3 separate regions of the Homo sapiens genome follow, and all the other regions are linked to region 2. The links are chromatin loops, found by intact Hi-C in ENCODE. Cell type or tissue: A673. All regions are shown on one strand. Links, peaks and the distances in the headings refer to the core of each region. The heading gives the core; the rest is flanking DNA.

Region 1 (5,420 bases), core at 210-5,209, 140 kb before region 2:
TCAGCTTCCTGAGTAGCTGGGACTACAGGTGCCTGCCATGACGCCCAGCTAATTTTTTTGTGTATTTAGTAGAGATGGGGTTTCACCATGTTAGCCAGGATGGTCTCGATCTCCTGATCTCGTGATCCACCTGCCTCAGCCTCCCAAAGTACTGGGATTACAGGTGTGAGCCACCGTGCCCGGCCGTATTTTTTGTATTTTTAGTAGAGACAGGGTTTCACTATCTTGGCTAGGCTGGTCTTGAACTCCTGACCTCAAGTGATCCACCCACCTCGGCCTCCCAAAGTTCTGGGATTACAGGCATGAGCCACTGTGCCCAGCCACCCGTCACCTGCTAGTGTAGACAAATGAATAAACTTAGACAAGCACATGGGCTCCCTCTATACCAGCCTAGACTTTGACACTGAAACTCCATGAGTCTGGGCCACTTCCTGCCACAAGTGTGAATGGAAAATAAATCATTTTCCAAGGAACCCAAAATCACTAAGCCAAGGAGTCAAGCTGAGAACTTTCAGGCAAACCTGCCCCCCATTTTATTTCCTAAATAAGAGAGCTACAAAGATTAAAAAAAAAAAAAAGCTACACACCTTGCTCATAATTTGCCCACAAGGAAATACCTAATTCCACAAGGAAGGGCTAATCAGAAACTCAACAGAATGCAACTGTTTGTCTCTTATCCACCTGTGACCTGGAAGCCCCGTCCCTCACCTCGAGTTGTCTCGCCTTCCTGGACCAAACCAATGTACATCTTACACATATTGATTGATGTCTCATGTCTCCCTAAAATGTATAAAACCAAGCTGTGCCCTGACCACCTTGGACACATGTGGTCAGGACTTCCTGAGGCTGTGTCACGGGCGTGTGTCCTCAACCTTGGCAAAATAAACTTTCTAAATTGGTTGAGACCTGTCTCGGATACTTTGGGTTCACATAAGGAAACAGGAAGCAGGGATCTGGTGTCTATTTCTTTTTCCAAGCACAATGTAAGCACAGTTCTAGGCTGTGTTTGTCTTGTGAGTCCTTCCTGGCTCCCCTCAGGCACTGGCTTTCTCTCCTCTCTCCTGCCTTCTCTTTCTGGATCCACCCTCCAAATGTTGGAGTTCCTTAGGGTTTGATTCTTGGAACTCTTCTGTGTTTATGTGTTCTCCCTAGATAGCATCATCCGTAAGTGACTTAAATAGCACTCATAATGCTTAAAAAAAAAAATTTCCATTTCTAGCCTGGACGTCTCTGAATTTCAGAATAAGGTAAATGAAGAATTCACCTTTATACACCTTAAGTTTGAAATGCCGGTGATTTATCCAACAGCCTCCTTGGTTTTGGTTTTAGCCGTATCACCGGCATCTCATTTAACTCAACGTATGCACATCTGAATTCTACTGACTCTCCTAAACTTGCACTCTGCTCCATCTCAGCCAATGGTACCACCCAGTTTCCTGAGCTAAGTGCCTTCTTTGACACCTTCCTTTCCAACACCACCTCACCTGATCTGTCACCAGTCCTGTCACTTGTTTTAAATCCTTGCACTGTCTCCCACCTCTGCACCTCTCCTCCTTGTCTCAGCCTGCTGTCTCACCCTTCTACTCTTCCTCCCTAAAGTCTGTAATCATCTAGCACCATCTTGTTAAAACATAAAAGATCATGCAGAGTCCCACTTAAAAGCTTACAAATATCTCATTGTACTTAAAATAAAGCTCAAATTCAGCAATGCCTAGAAGGCAGTGAGGAGTGGATAGGTATGAGAATGGCTGCTGATGTGGATTGCCTGGGTTTAAATCTTTTTCTTCCTTTTTTTTCCCCGCCATGACAGGATCTCACTCTGAGCGATACTCAGGCTGGAGTGCAGTGGCCCAATCATGGCTCACTCTAGCCTCTGCCTCCCAGTCTCAAGCAATCCTCCCACCTCAGCCTCCCAAGTAGGTGGGACTACAGGTGACACCACCATACTCGGCTAATTTTTGTACTGTTTGTAGAGACGGGGTTTTGCCATGTTGCCCAGGCTGGTCTCCAGCTCCTAAACTCAAGTGACCTACCTGCCTTGGCCTCCCAAAGTGCTGGGATTACAGGCGTGAGACACCGCGCCCGGCCCAGGTGCTTATTGTTAACTCCTGCTTCCTTAACCTCACCACAGTTTACACCCCGCCACTCCTGAGCACCGCACACCGGCTTCCTCCCAGTCCCTCATCTGAGAACTCATGAAGCCACTTGGAATCCCTCTCTGCTTTGCCTGGCTCATTCCATGTCAATTTCAGATCTTCACTTCAGGTCAGCTCCAAGGAGGCTATCCTTGCCCATCTTCCTAAAATAGAGCTCTCAAAACCTGGCTGTTTTCCTTCAGAGCACTGGCCTCCAATTGTAAGTAGATATTTATCTGTTTACTACGTGTCTCCATCACTAGGCGATACACTTCAGGAGGGGAGAATTTTTTGTTTTGGTTCTCTGCCATAAGAGTGCATGGTATTTACTAAGCATGAAATAAATAGTTGTTGGGGGGAAAAAGAATGAGTAAACGAATAAATGAAGTGTGGGAAACTCCTGAGGATGCAACTCTCTACCTAGCGGTGGCCAAAGCTACTGGATAAACCATGTATGTACCCATCTTTTTAACCTATGTGTGTTTTGCTAGAATGGAGTGTTCTAATTAGAAGTAAAAATTTGTTTGTTCTTTAATAGAATTTAATTTTTTTTTTTGAGCCAGTCTGATTCTGTTGCCCAGGCTGGAGTGCAATGGCACGATCTCGGCTCGCTGCAACCTCTGCCTCCCAGGTTCAAGCGATTCTCCTGCCTCAGCCTCCCGAGTAGCTGGGATTACAGGCACCTGACACCAGGCCCGGCTAATTTTTTGTATTTTTAGTAGAGACTGGGTTTTGCCCTGTTGCCCAGGCTGGTCTCAAACTCCTGACCTCAAGTGATCCACCCGCCTCGGTCTCCTAAAGTGCTGGGATTACAGGCGTGAGCCACCGCGCCCGGCCTTTTTTTTTTTTCTTCTTTTTTTAAAAATGTTTATCTGCAAGATCGAGACGGTATCTCACTATCTTGTTGGTTTCAAACTCTTGGGCTACAGGGATCCTCTCGCGTCGGCTTCCCAAAGTGCTGGGATTACGGGCGTGAGCCACCGCGCCCGGCCTATTAATAAAATCGGATGACCTTGCACTTTCTCAGTCAGCGAGTATTATTTACTACTCACCTCCACTTAGCAGTAGGGAGCTGTATTGCAAAGGGGGCTGATGAGCGCGGCTTGACGCCCCTACACACCCCGCCAAGGGGGTTGCTGCAGTTACGGTTTCGCCGAATGTCCGGCAGAGGGCGCTGCGAACACGCCGCTCCAGCCGCCGGGCAGGGGAGAGCGGAATGATATTCCCAATGACCGCAGTCAGAACCATCAGCGCATTCCTAGGACGCTTTCCAGCTGCTGGGTGGCTTCATACCCCGGTAAAGTGAATGGTTTCCAAGTTCCCGCTGAGTACTGGGATCTGGAGAGCTTTTGAAAAACACGGATTTCTGGGCGGCACTCTCAAAGATTCTGGTTCCATGGGAATTGGGCGGGCCCTGGACCCTCTTGAAGATGTTTCCTGTTGATTTTGATGATCAGGTTTGGGCCCCATTGGTGGGAACTCCCCAAGGCGACTAGGGAGCCGAAGGAGAGAGGAGGACACAAACCTGGTTTCCACTCCCAACCCTGTTGCTTTTTAGCTGCGCGATCCTTCTGTGTACTACCCCCCATGACAACTTGTAAAATGGAGCTAATGGTAAAGATAGGGCTAGGCCAGGCCCTGTGGCTCAGGCCTGTAACCCAGCATTTTGGGAGGCTGAGGTGGGAGGATCACCTGAGGCCAGGAATTCGAGACCAGCCTGGCCAACATGGTGAAACTCTGTCTCTACTAAAAATACAGAAATTAGCCAGGCATGTGGCATGCACCTGTAATCCCAGCTACTCGGGAGGCCAAGACACGAGAATAGCTTGAGCCTGGGAGGCAGAGGCTGCAGGGCTAGATCCCGTCTCAAAAAAAAAAAAAAAAAAAAGAAAAGAAAGAAAGAAATTTTGGAATTATCACTTTGGCTAAATGAATGACCATCATTTTATAGTGGCCTGTGATCCTAGGGTCTTAGGCACAGGGGATACAGCAATGAGCAAACATGCATTCTGATGAAGAGATGCTGACAATCACAACCACACAAATAAGCAAGATAATTTCCCATAGAGATAAGAGCTTTGAGGAAGCCAGAATGCAGGAATGTGATAGAAAGTGGCTGGCAAGAGGGAGCTGAGGCTGGTGGGTCCAAGAAGTCCTCTCCAGGGAGATGACATTTGAGCAGTGATCTGGACAATGAAAAAGCGCTGACTGCACCTCCAGGTGAGAAGAACTTACTGGGCTGAGGAGAAAGCAAGCCATCAAAAACCCCAAGGAGGGAGTTTGGTGTGTTCAGAGAACTGGAAGGAGGGAACGCCATGAAAGAGAGGCCAGTAGCATGTGCGGGGCAGAGAGGGAGCCGGCTTCTTAGCCCGTGGAGAGAGAAAGCAGGAACTAAAGCCAGCACCAACGGGAAGGGCTGCATCTGGAGAGAGAGGGAGAGCAGCTGCAGGTTGGTCAAGCTGCTGTAAGGCCCTGCCCAGGCCATACGAACACAGGGAGCTACTTTCCCTGTCCTCGGGACAAATGTCACAGAGGCAGAGAGGTCTGAGGGATGGGGGGATATGGAAAATAGTTGCATAACTTTAAGAGATGGGTGCCATTTAACTCATTTCACACAGGAGGCACTAAGCCAGAGCACACTGAATGATGGCCCCCATCTCAATTTCCTTCCAGCCCTGCTCCTTGCTTTCCTGCATCCATGCCACGCGATTTCCTGAATCCATGCCCCTCGCTTTCCCGCATCCATGCTCCTCGTTTTCCCGCATCCATGCCCCTCGTTTTCCCGTATCCATGCCCCTCGTTTTCCCGTATCCATGCCCCCCGCTTTCCCGCACCCGTGCCCCTCCGCTTTCCCGCTCCATGCCCTTTGCTTTCCCTGTGAGTTCTCAGGGCTCTATTTCCATTGAAATTAAAACCCAGTTCCCTGTAGAGTAACTGTCTATCAGTAGTTCGTGCCTAGTTTCCTTCTCCTTTGTATTAAGTGACACCATCTGGCCTTCCCAGTCACCTTGGGCTCGTGTTTCCTTTGGATGGCTTCCCAAGGGGCAGAGGGCTCCTGAGCAGCATGTCTTGTGACACAACTTAATTAGGATTGTATTTCATTCTGCATTTTACAAACAGATGACTTCAGCTTTGGGTTCTAAAAGGAAGAAAAGCAGACCCTCTTCCCTTTGGGACTTAGTTGAGTGACCATTTCTCTTACACATCTTACTAGACACTGTATGGAAAAGAATCTGGACAGACTCATTCCCTTCATTCTTCTGTGTACATAAGCTCCTACTACGG
Region 2 (5,000 bases), core at 1-5,000:
TCTCCAAATTATACAGATGCATAGATGTACGTGTATCTTTACTGTGAATTGCTCGTTCTTTCACTTGAAATATTTTTAAATTTACATTTTAAGATCTTGATAAAGTATTTTGTTGGATATTCTTAAAATCATGATTTTTAGATATGGAAGTAACTTGAGGTCAAGCTAATTTAGGAATTTCTAACCTGAACTTTCTATAGAAACTTATAATTCAGTAATGGGCTTTGGGGAGTCTATGGACACCTCAAAATTGTGGGCAAATTTTGCATGACTGTTTTATGTGTGCATTCCTGAAGAGAAGACCCTGACTGCATTTAGAGCAATGATTAAATACAGCAGTCATGTAATGAATTGTCTAGATGCCACTATTTCTTAAGGATATGGTTCAAAAGGAGTATGCATTTACCCTTACACCGCAGAGATATTTTATATTGTAGGACTGCACAGTTGTTTCATTGGGTCAGTAGAATGTACACTACTCTATATTTAATTTAAAATGCATAATTGCTGGGCTTTGTGCTTATAGATTTTGAAATGCTACCAAAAGTGCCTTTTGCCCAGTTCTGGGACTCTTAAGGACAGGCCCAGATCACCTCTACAGACTTAGATGTCTCAGCCTTTTTGCCCAGCTGATGAGATCTCTTCCAGAGAGAGGTTTGGATATTTGGCATCTCTTCCTCCCCAGGGTGTCCATTAGGTTTATTGAATAATGATATTAGGCTGAGATTCAGCAACTTCCTGCAGTGGAGTCAGGATCCCAAGGAAAATACGCAGGAGGCATATTCCACATAGAACCCATTGTCATCACAGACTCTAGGAAATAAAACCTCTTAGGGTGCTTAACAGGGATTTTAGCTTAATAGTAGGTAGGCCTGAGGAGGTCACTATGCCAGTTTTGTCTTATGCCTTAGGCTGGCTTATTCTTTTTTCACCTAGCTTATATTCAAATCTTAACACTTTTAGTCTTACCGATCAAAGGTGGGGAAAGACAATCCAGTGTAAAATACGTTAAGGCTGAGCAAGGGAAGGCGAGGGTCTTGGTCTAAGCTGCTCATCTTAAGCTTTCTTAGGCAGGGTTAGTGACCCAGCAGGTGGCAGCTCTAATCTCTCCTTCCTATAGTAATAGCCTTGTGGGAAACCACAGAACAGGGAGAAGCAATGTAAAAAGAGAATAACATCAAGTTGGAGACCAGGGCCCAGGACAGTGGCCTAATAATGAATAGGCTCATATTTATGTAGAATGGAGGCTGGGAGTGAAGCAAGGGGACTGACAGGAGTCCTGGTCCAACCACCATGCCACACCTCTGGGAAGATAGTAATGGCAGAATTAAATTAAGAATCATACTGCCTATACCATTTGGTAACCTGTTTTTTTTTTTTTTAAACTCCATTATGAATTTCACCGCCTCCTTCAGCATTCTTTGATTTCATAAACAGTATTCTATAATTTAGATTTAGTCCTATTTTATTTGTCAGTCCCCTGTCTTTGAACATTTATGTTATTTCCAGTTTATGGCTGTTCTAAATAATACTGTAATGAAGAGCCATGTACATGATTTCCTAAAATACAATTCTGTTGTATTTTTAGAAGTGGATTTACTGAGGGTTTGTTTTAAAGTTGGTTTTAGAGATTTAAAAAAGAGCCCCACATGAGATCTTGTTGGAGCGAAGGCTCCGTGAGGTCAGAACCATGCCTGCCTATATTTCTAGCATCTAGCACAGTGCCTAGTATGCTAATCAATATTTATTGAATGGTCACATGAATGTTTCCAGGGATGACTGCATATTACATATCTATGTGTTGGTTTAGAAAGGTTGCATGGGAATAGGAAACCAGGAAGAATAATACAAGTAGTAAATTAATCCAACCATGAGGGCAAGCAGGCATTGTTATTTGCACTTACAGCCTAGGATATTCCTTTTTTTTTGTTTTGTCAAATGCCACAGGCTGATTATTCTCTTTTATTCCACCAGAGGGCAGTGTTCCAAGGATTATCACAGGAAGCATTGTCTGCCTGCATTCAGTCCTTACTTGGAGCGTCAGAGTCTATCAGCAAAAACAAGGTTTGATGAAGTGTTAGGTGAAATCCTGTTTCCTGGTAAAATATTGTGGAATATAGCATTTACTTATAGGCACAGAAGTTTAAAGCTGTTTTGGCAGTAGGATTTGTTTAACATGATTGAATTTTGAGGCTCTTTGAGAGAAACTGTTATTTCATTATAGTGCTAAATAAAGACTGTACTATATAAGAGAGTCCAACTTTGCTAAAGTACCAAAAGTGGTACTTAGGTTACACATTCTATAGAGTAAAGGTTTCTTGTTGTAGTCCTAGCCACTGGGGAAATGATACTATTTCCCTGGAATACCAAGAAAGCATTTTCAAGGAAACATCACAATTTATAATCATCTCTCTCTACGATAATGTTTTAAATAGTTGAATGTTCTTACATGGAGGAAATGAGTCAGTCAATTTTGAGGACAGGTAATTGTGGCTCTGGGTTGTGTGACTAGAAGGAGTCACCATGACTGTATGGCTTACAATTTTGTTTGTTTGTTTTGAGACAGGGTCTTGCTTTGTCTCCCTGGCTGAAGTGCAGTGGTGTGATCATAGCTCACTGCAGCCTCTATCTCCTGAGCTCAATCCATCCTCCTACCTCAGCCTCCCAAGAATCTGGGACTACAGGCATGTACCTTCATGCCCCTGCCAAGTTTTGTATTTTTTGTGGAGACAGGATTTTGTCATGTTGCTCAGGCTGGTCTCAAACTCCTGGGCTCAAGTGATTTGCCCACCTTGGCCTCCCAGAGTGCTGGAATTACAGGTGTGAGCCACTGTGCCTGGCCTTTTTTTTTTTCTGAGAGAGGGTCTTACTCTGTCACCTAAGCTGGAGTGCAGTGGTATGATCTCTGTTCACTGCAGCCTCAACCTCCTGAGGTGAAGCAATTCTCCTGCTTCAGCTTCCTGAGCAACAGGACTACAGGTACCTGGCTAAATTTTTTATTTTTTGTAGAGACAGGATCTCACCATGTTGCACAGGCTGGTCTCAAATTCCTGGGCTCAAATGATCCTCTTGACTCAGCCTTCCAAAGTGCTGGGATTACAGGTGTTAGCCACCGCACTTAGCGGTTTACAGTTTTTAATCCAGAAGGGATCTGGGGCTGAAGGCTGCTGGCATGTGCTTCTCCCACAGACCCTGAGATTTTTTTTTTTTCCCAGGAAGTAGAGCATGTTCAAAAGTGTTGCTTTGCTTAACTCTCCTCTTAAAATACCTGTCACCTATAGGGAAGGAGCTGTGGGAGCTGTTTCTAGCCAAAATTTTCTTCCCACTTGGAGTGTTCAGATCCTGTGAACTTTTTTTGATATATGGATTTATAAACGTGACTTTTAAGGCTTTTATATATATATATATAATATATACATATAAATTATATATATATAATATATACATATAAATTATACATATAATATATACATATAAATTATATATAATATATACATATAAATTATACATATAATATATACATATAAATTATACATATAATATATACATATAAATTATATATAATATATACATATAAATTATACATATAATATATACATATAAATTATACATATAATATATACATATAAATTATATATATAATATATACATATAAATTATATATATAATATATACATATAAATTATATATATAATATATACATATAAATTATATATATAATATATACATATAAATTATATATATAATATATACATATAAATTATATATATAAAAGTGATATATACATTTTATATATATGTATCTCTCCACAGAATAATTTGGGATCTTGTTGCTAGGAAAGCTTTATCTTTGTGACCACTATATTTTTCTCATTCATGAAATGGAGAGGTGAAATGAAATTTTCACATGGGGACTAGAAATAAAGTTATAGACAGGCAGATTTAAGTTTTAACAAGTATTTCCAAGTCTGTGCCCGCACATTTTTGATAATAGGTGAAATTAGAAAACACATGTCTAATGTTAAGGAAATGGTTACATAAATTGTGGCATGTTTTATATAACAATATTACACAGTCATTAAATTTTTAAAAATGAAACAATAAAATTTAACTTAAACATATTAAGACAACAGGTATTTAAGATGCAAATCAGATAATATGGTATGACTATGTAATAAAATGCATTGAAGAAAATATGTAACAGTGAAAGCTTTTAGGTGACTATGGATGATTTTTTCTCTCATTCCCTATACATCTCTTTATTTTCTACAGTGATCCTGTGTTTCTCAGATCTCAGGAGGGAAAAATATGACCTAATTTTAAAAAAAGTTCATAGGCTTATGTCCTCTTGTACCACTGTCCTCTCTCTTTTTTTTTTTTTTTTTTTTTGAGACAGAGTCTCACTCTGTCACCCACGCTGGAGTGCAGTGGCGCTATCTCAGCTCACTGCAACCTCCACCTCCTGGGTTGAAGCCATTCTTGTGCCTTAGCCACCCAAGTAGCTGGGATTACAGGTGTGTGCCACCACGCCCAGCTAATTTTTGCATTTGTAGTAGAGACAGGGTTTCACCGTGTTGGCCAGGCTGGTCTTGAATGCCTGACCTCAAGTGATCCACCCGCCTTGGCCTCCCAAAATGTTGGGATTACAGGAGTGAGCCACTGCACCTGGCCATGTCCTTTCTCTTAAGGGAGGCATGAAAAGCGTTTTGATAGTTCGGTCTTTTGCCCTCCTTATCTGTAGGCCATCCTCTTTTATCTAATTCTGTTTCCTACATATTATAAGAGGTTTAAATATGTATGGAGAAGCTCTCAATTTGATAGACACTAGCTTATTATTTTCATGGTTGAGCTTGTGTACTTTTTTTTTTGTTTGTTTGAGATGGAGTCTCCCTCTGTCGCCCAGGCTGGAGTGCAGTGGCGTGATCTTGGCTCACTGCAAGCTCCGCCTCCCAGGTTCACGCCATTCTCCTGCCTCAGCCTCCCTAATAGCTGGGACTACAG
Region 3 (5,420 bases), core at 210-5,209, 210 kb after region 2:
ATGAACCCCTAATTACCCAATTTGATGTGATCTTGAAATCTTTTTCTGTGTTTTCTCTGTTATTCACCCAGTTTGGGAAGGAGTGCCCTGTGCTCTCCCCAACCCCAGGCTCACTTCCCTACCCTCGGATTCCCTCTACTTACTCATGGTTCACACTTACCAGTTGGCTGCAAGAGATGAGGGTGGTTGGCTGTCAGGCTTACTGGGGGCAGGTGCAGAGGCTCAAGATTTGTTGTCCTGGGCTTCAATGCCCATTTCAAAGTTGGACATACTTTAGAGTCAAGAAATTGAAAGGTACTCCTAGGTGACTATAAAAGGGAGTTGGTCAGTGGTTCCTAAACTTTGCTGTATAGTGGAATCACCTGAGGGTCTTTGACAAGTATTGACACCTGGACCCCAGCTTAGACATTATGATTTAATTGATATTGGCTGTGACTGGGCAGTGGTGCATGTAAAAGCTCCCCAGGTGATTCCAATATGTAGCAAAGTTTAGGAATCACTGTAGTAGGATAGTTAAGCCTTCTGATTCTCAATGTAATGCTGCATTCACTAGTAATGAAAATAAGTGAGTAGTCACATGTTAAGGAAAGAAGTTTACCCATTTTGCTGATGGAAAACTGATCTTTGTATTGAGACAGACAAGAGTTTGAGACTGGAATATCCTCACTCCTCATCCACTGTTCATGCTGGCTAAATTTCTGAGACTTGAACAAGCCAAAGGCAGTCACCCGCACCCACAGAACTCTTTGCACACCACTTTTCACTTGATATGACCTCCAGTAATCCTCAGAGCCCTGTAAGGAAGGCAGTATCATTTCTTCCACAGATATGGAAACAGGAACTCCAAGGGATTTGCAGAGGTTAGCGAGCTAATAAGAGCCAAACAGGGAATTCAGTGTAGACCAAATGACTGCAGATCTCAAATTCCTTCTATGAGACCAGATTGCCAAGTAACTCTGGTCTCTGAAAATTAAGTTTAAAAGTGGCTTTGGGGCCAGGAGTGGTGGTTCACACCTGTAATTCCAGCACTTTGGGAGGCTGAGGTGGGCGGATTACTTGATCCCAGGAATTTGAGACCAGCCGGGGCAACATGGTGAAACCCCGTCTCTACAAAAAATATATAAAAATTAGCTGGGCACTGTGGCATGTGCCTGTAGTCCCAGCTACTCGGGAGGCAGAGGTGGGAGGATCTCTTGAGCCAAGGAGGTTGAGGCTGTGGTGAGCTGAGATCACACCACTGCACTCCAGCCTAGGTGACAGAGTCTCAAAAAAAAAAATTGTTTTGGTGTCTGTTTCTCAGATTTAGGAACTTGTCAAGTCTTACTCAAAATAGCATCAGAAATTCCAAAGGAGGGAGAACAAAATGACAGGAGTATTTCCTCTCGCTGACTACACACCTGATTTTCATACAGGGCAGAAGGTGACCGATGTCTACACAAAGGCTAAATCACTTATCCCCTGTGGCCACCAAAATCTGAAAAATGGGAAGTTGTTTTTGATAGGCCTCTGGCCCTTTGCTGTTTTTTGCCCTCCTATATTTGGTAAATTAATCATTCAGGGCATAATGATGTACCATAATTTGTCTAAGTCAGTATAATAACCCTGGAGTGTAGGGTTCTTTTTGTTTTTTTGATGAAACCAAATTGATTTATGTGATTCTAGACAGAAGACAAAAGGCACACTCCCCATGTTTGTGTTACAAATATTTAACTTGGATTAATGTATATAACAGCAGTTGGATGTTTTCTCACAAGCTGACAGAACTCAGAGAACATTATACTATTTAACAGTGTCAACTTTTTCTGTCAGGCAGAATCTAAATGGGTGAAAAATTAGCAAGACGAGCCATAAAATATCATTTTTATGGAGTGGGGGAGATTTACTTCAAAACAATGTTTCATTGTGTAATGCAATCTGTCATAGATTAGCTAGCAATCCAGCAGGATCTAACCTTGTGGAACAGAATGAAATTTCATTCTTCAAGGAGAGTATCCTTTAAGCATCTAGGTTCCTTTCGCAGCTTTTTCTTTGTCTGCCTCCTGGTCTAACCTTAAGTCCTTCTCTAGGAACCAAAGTTGTTTCCTCTTGCAGGGCAGGTCTTGGCTTCATTCTAAACATTCAGCTTTTCCTGTCTTCTTCCATTTGGCCCTTGACTTGACTGGCTTTCTTGGTTGCTGGATTAAACCCTCCTGCTGAATTGGCTGAATCCTGTTAATAGGTCTATCTGGTGCCCTAAGTTGTGGATCAGGTCAAATAAAGAGGAACATTCACAACCTAAAACAACTAGCTAGTGTACAACAAAAATAAAATCCTAAGCCCCCCAGCCGACTGAATAGGCCTCCCCTTCTTGGCTAAGGAGACCTGAGAGGAACCTGAAAAACTGAATTTCTAGCCACGATGGGAAGGGAGGTCAGATGTGCCTCATAATACTGCCCCCTTTTGGAGTTTAGGCAGAACTGACCAGCATTAACATTGAATAGAGATCGCAAGACCGACAACACAGACGCTTTGTGGCAGTAAGATACCAAGTTCCAACCTTCTGGCATAGCATCATATGACAGCAGACCCCAAAAGAAATAAAAATATTTTACCCCAAAATATATTTCTTTGGCATATTTTGAAATGGCCTGAAAAACTGTCTCTTGAGGGGAGGAGGGAGAATTTGCATCTACAGAGAATTCTCATTAATGCAACTAGGCCTTCCCTTTCTAGGTCTTTCCCAGATCTAGGAGAGATTAAATGATAACCTGACACCTTTAAGGTCTGAAAAGAGACATTTATTATCTATTCTTGCTGAAGTCTGCTACCGGAAGCTTCACGTACATAATAAAAACCTTGGTCTTCACAATACCTCCTTAACGCAAGCATTCTTTCTACTGATTTGAATTTAGACAAAGCATAACTTTTTCAACCAGTTGCCAATCAGAAAATCTTTGAATCCACTTGTGACCTGTAAGCATCACTCCCATCCTACCTTTCACGTCACACCCCCCTGCCAGGTGTATATGGGATGTATACCTTCCACGTATTGATTTATGATTTTACCTATAATTTCTGTCTCCCTAAAATGCATAAAACCCAAATTGTAACCCGACTGCCTTGGGCACACTTTCTCAGGACCTCTTGAGACTGTTCCCTGGCTGTGGTCACTTATATTGGCTCAGAATAAACCTCTTTAAATATTTTACAGAGTGTGGTTTTTCTGTTAACACTAGTTAATGGAATCTCCAGAATTAGTTTGGGGAGGAAATTTCAATAGGGAAATCATTTATGCAAGGATGGTCATCCAGAGCTTAGCAGAGTGCCAACAATAGGAAACAGAATCAAAACAACTCTGAAGGAAATCCTGTTGGTTTCTGCATGTCTCAGATTCCATTCTTGAACTCTTCCCTTTCTGAGGAATTTCCATAAAATAGGGTGACCTCAGTCTGCATGTTGTCAATGCTTGCTGGAGTCCAGTGTTAAGCTGGGCAGAGCAGGAAGCAGCTGAAAGGAGGGTAAACTGACACAATGTATCTGATAGAGGAAGTCGAGACTCCAAAATCCTCCTTAGTCTCTGTCAGCATATTGTCCTCCATATTGAATTTCTGATTCATAATGAGAAACATCTTTTACTGGGGAGCCATGTCATTTTTAGAATATTCTGGATATACCAAGAACAGCTGCTGGGAATCAGCTTTCTTTCCATTCATAATATTGAGCCCGAGTTGGTCTCCTGGTCCTTTTGCAGCAGACAGAATGCTTGTGCTTGGAGATGCCCACCCCCTTCCTCATTTGCATGCTGGTCTTCTCCAATCTGAGCACTTATCAGTTTCTTCAGGTAAACAGTTATTTCCAGATTCCTTACCCTCTTTGTTCACTCAAACAATGGTCTTTGTAACTGAGAACAAACTTAGAAGCAGGTGACAGATTATTTTTAATGCTGTCAGGACAAGTGGCTAATTTATGACATTTTCTTTCTAAGCTTGCCTTTATTCTTTGCAGATAGGATGATTTGGAACTCTTCATTGGAAATCCTCACTCGGTGGGAACATTAAGTCCAAACCTTTTTCCAGCAATTGGTCAGATGTCACTCAGGGGTGCTGTGGGATGGAAGAGAGTTTCTTGGTTGTTAGTTACTTTATATGGGGCTATGATTTGATGGTTTTCACCTTTTTCCTCTCCTTTAATCAACCAATCACCAGATAACTGTTGATCCTATCTCCTTTATGGACCTTGAACCCTTCTACTTCTTTCTATTTCCATGGGCTCAATCCCCGTCTAGCCACTGTTGTCTTCTGGGTGATTGCTGCAACTCTGAATTGATATGTCTCCAGTGTTACTTCTAGCCAATTTTCCATGTTGCAACCATACTGGTTTTCTTAAATGTGTGAATGTAATCATGTTATTTCCTTACTTAAAATTTCTCACTTTCCGTTATCTTTAGAATAAAACAAAACTTTATGATGAGTTTCTGTCTTAAATGTAGATGCTACTTAATATTCTTCTGACCTCCTGAATTGTTATCATATCACTGCTTCTCAGGACCCCCACTGGGCTCCTTTACAAGTCAACATAACTTAACCAAATGTCATCCCTATCTCATGGAAGTTATATCCAAAGAGGATAAAGATTCCTCCTCCTGGGAAGGGCAGGCAGAGCTTTGAGGGAGATGTACTTGGAGAACTGAAGACAGATGGTGCCATGGACTGAATTTTGTCTTCCCCAAATTCATGTTAAGCCCTAATCCACAGGGTGATAATATCTGGAGATGAGGCCTTTGGAAGATAATTTGATTTAGATGCGGTTATGAGGGAGGGACCCTCATGATGGTATTAGTGTTTGCTCTCGCTCTCTCCCTGCCACGTGAGGACACAGAAGGCAGCTGTCTGCGAACCAGAAAGGCCTTCACCAGAACCCGATCATACTGTCATGCTAATCTTAGACTTCCCAGCCTCCAAAACTGTGAGAAAATAAACTTTTGTTGTTCAAGCCACCCAGTCTATGGTATATTGTTACAGCAGCCATACCTAAGACAGATTGGGATACTTCACTTGCTAGATGGTTGTAATGAATCCACCCTGGACATGATTGTGCTGCTGGGTGTCAAAAACTGATAACCTCTCACCCTGATCCTTACCTTTAGTAGAGATCATCTACTGAACAAGTTTGAACTGGCAGCAAGGACTTCAGGGTCAGGCTTCTGGAGATGGGTCTTAGCTCCACTGCTTACTACGTCACCTTGGGTAAGTCATTTCACCTTTCTGTGTTGGTTCATCAATCAAATGAAGAAAATAACAGTACCCTCTTATATCAGGTATCTACTATTGCATTACAAACCCATTCAAAACTTGATGGTTTGAAATAACCATTGATTTTGCTCACAGTTCTGCAGTTTGCAAATTAGTCTGGGCTCAACTGTGCTGTTCAGGTCTTGGATG

The links. Peaks named below come from ENCODE experiments on the same cell type or tissue, not always from the same donor. Only the 100,000 strongest peaks of a DNase experiment are listed, where the experiment ranks them.
Region 1: a loop joins it to region 2, with 2.2 times the contacts of the local background. A loop is called at or near these places in 10 of 110 quality-filtered maps.
Region 3: a loop joins it to region 2, with 5 times the contacts of the local background. A loop is called at or near these places in 13 of 110 quality-filtered maps.

The regions. Positions count from the first base shown.
Region 1 is chr13:45,367,828-45,373,247 of GRCh38, forward strand. It overlaps TPT1-AS1 (TPT1 antisense RNA 1), which reads left to right. Exons shown (of 11, transcript NR_024458.1): 4 at 2,253-2,355. Among named protein-coding and RNA genes, the nearest start is that of TPT1-AS1, 29 kb to the left of the region's middle. RefSeq lists enhancers at 1-152, 2,702-3,202, 3,203-3,703. In A673, for the core only: a CTCF peak has its summit at 3,296 (motif pointing right); a DNase peak (open chromatin) is centred at 3,344.
Region 2 is chr13:45,509,791-45,514,790 of GRCh38, forward strand. COG3 (component of oligomeric golgi complex 3) reads left to right here. Exons shown (of 23, transcript NM_031431.4): 15 at 1-26; 16 at 1,975-2,064. Among named protein-coding and RNA genes, the nearest start is that of COG3, 47 kb to the left of the region's middle. In A673, for the core only: a CTCF peak has its summit at 1,966 (motif pointing right); DNase peaks (open chromatin) are centred at 1,101 and 1,991; H3K27ac peaks cover 917 bases.
Region 3 is chr13:45,715,823-45,721,242 of GRCh38, forward strand. No RefSeq gene overlaps it. Among named protein-coding and RNA genes, the nearest start is that of CBY2, 16 kb to the left of the region's middle. In A673, for the core only: a CTCF peak has its summit at 2,441 (motif pointing left); a DNase peak (open chromatin) is centred at 2,419.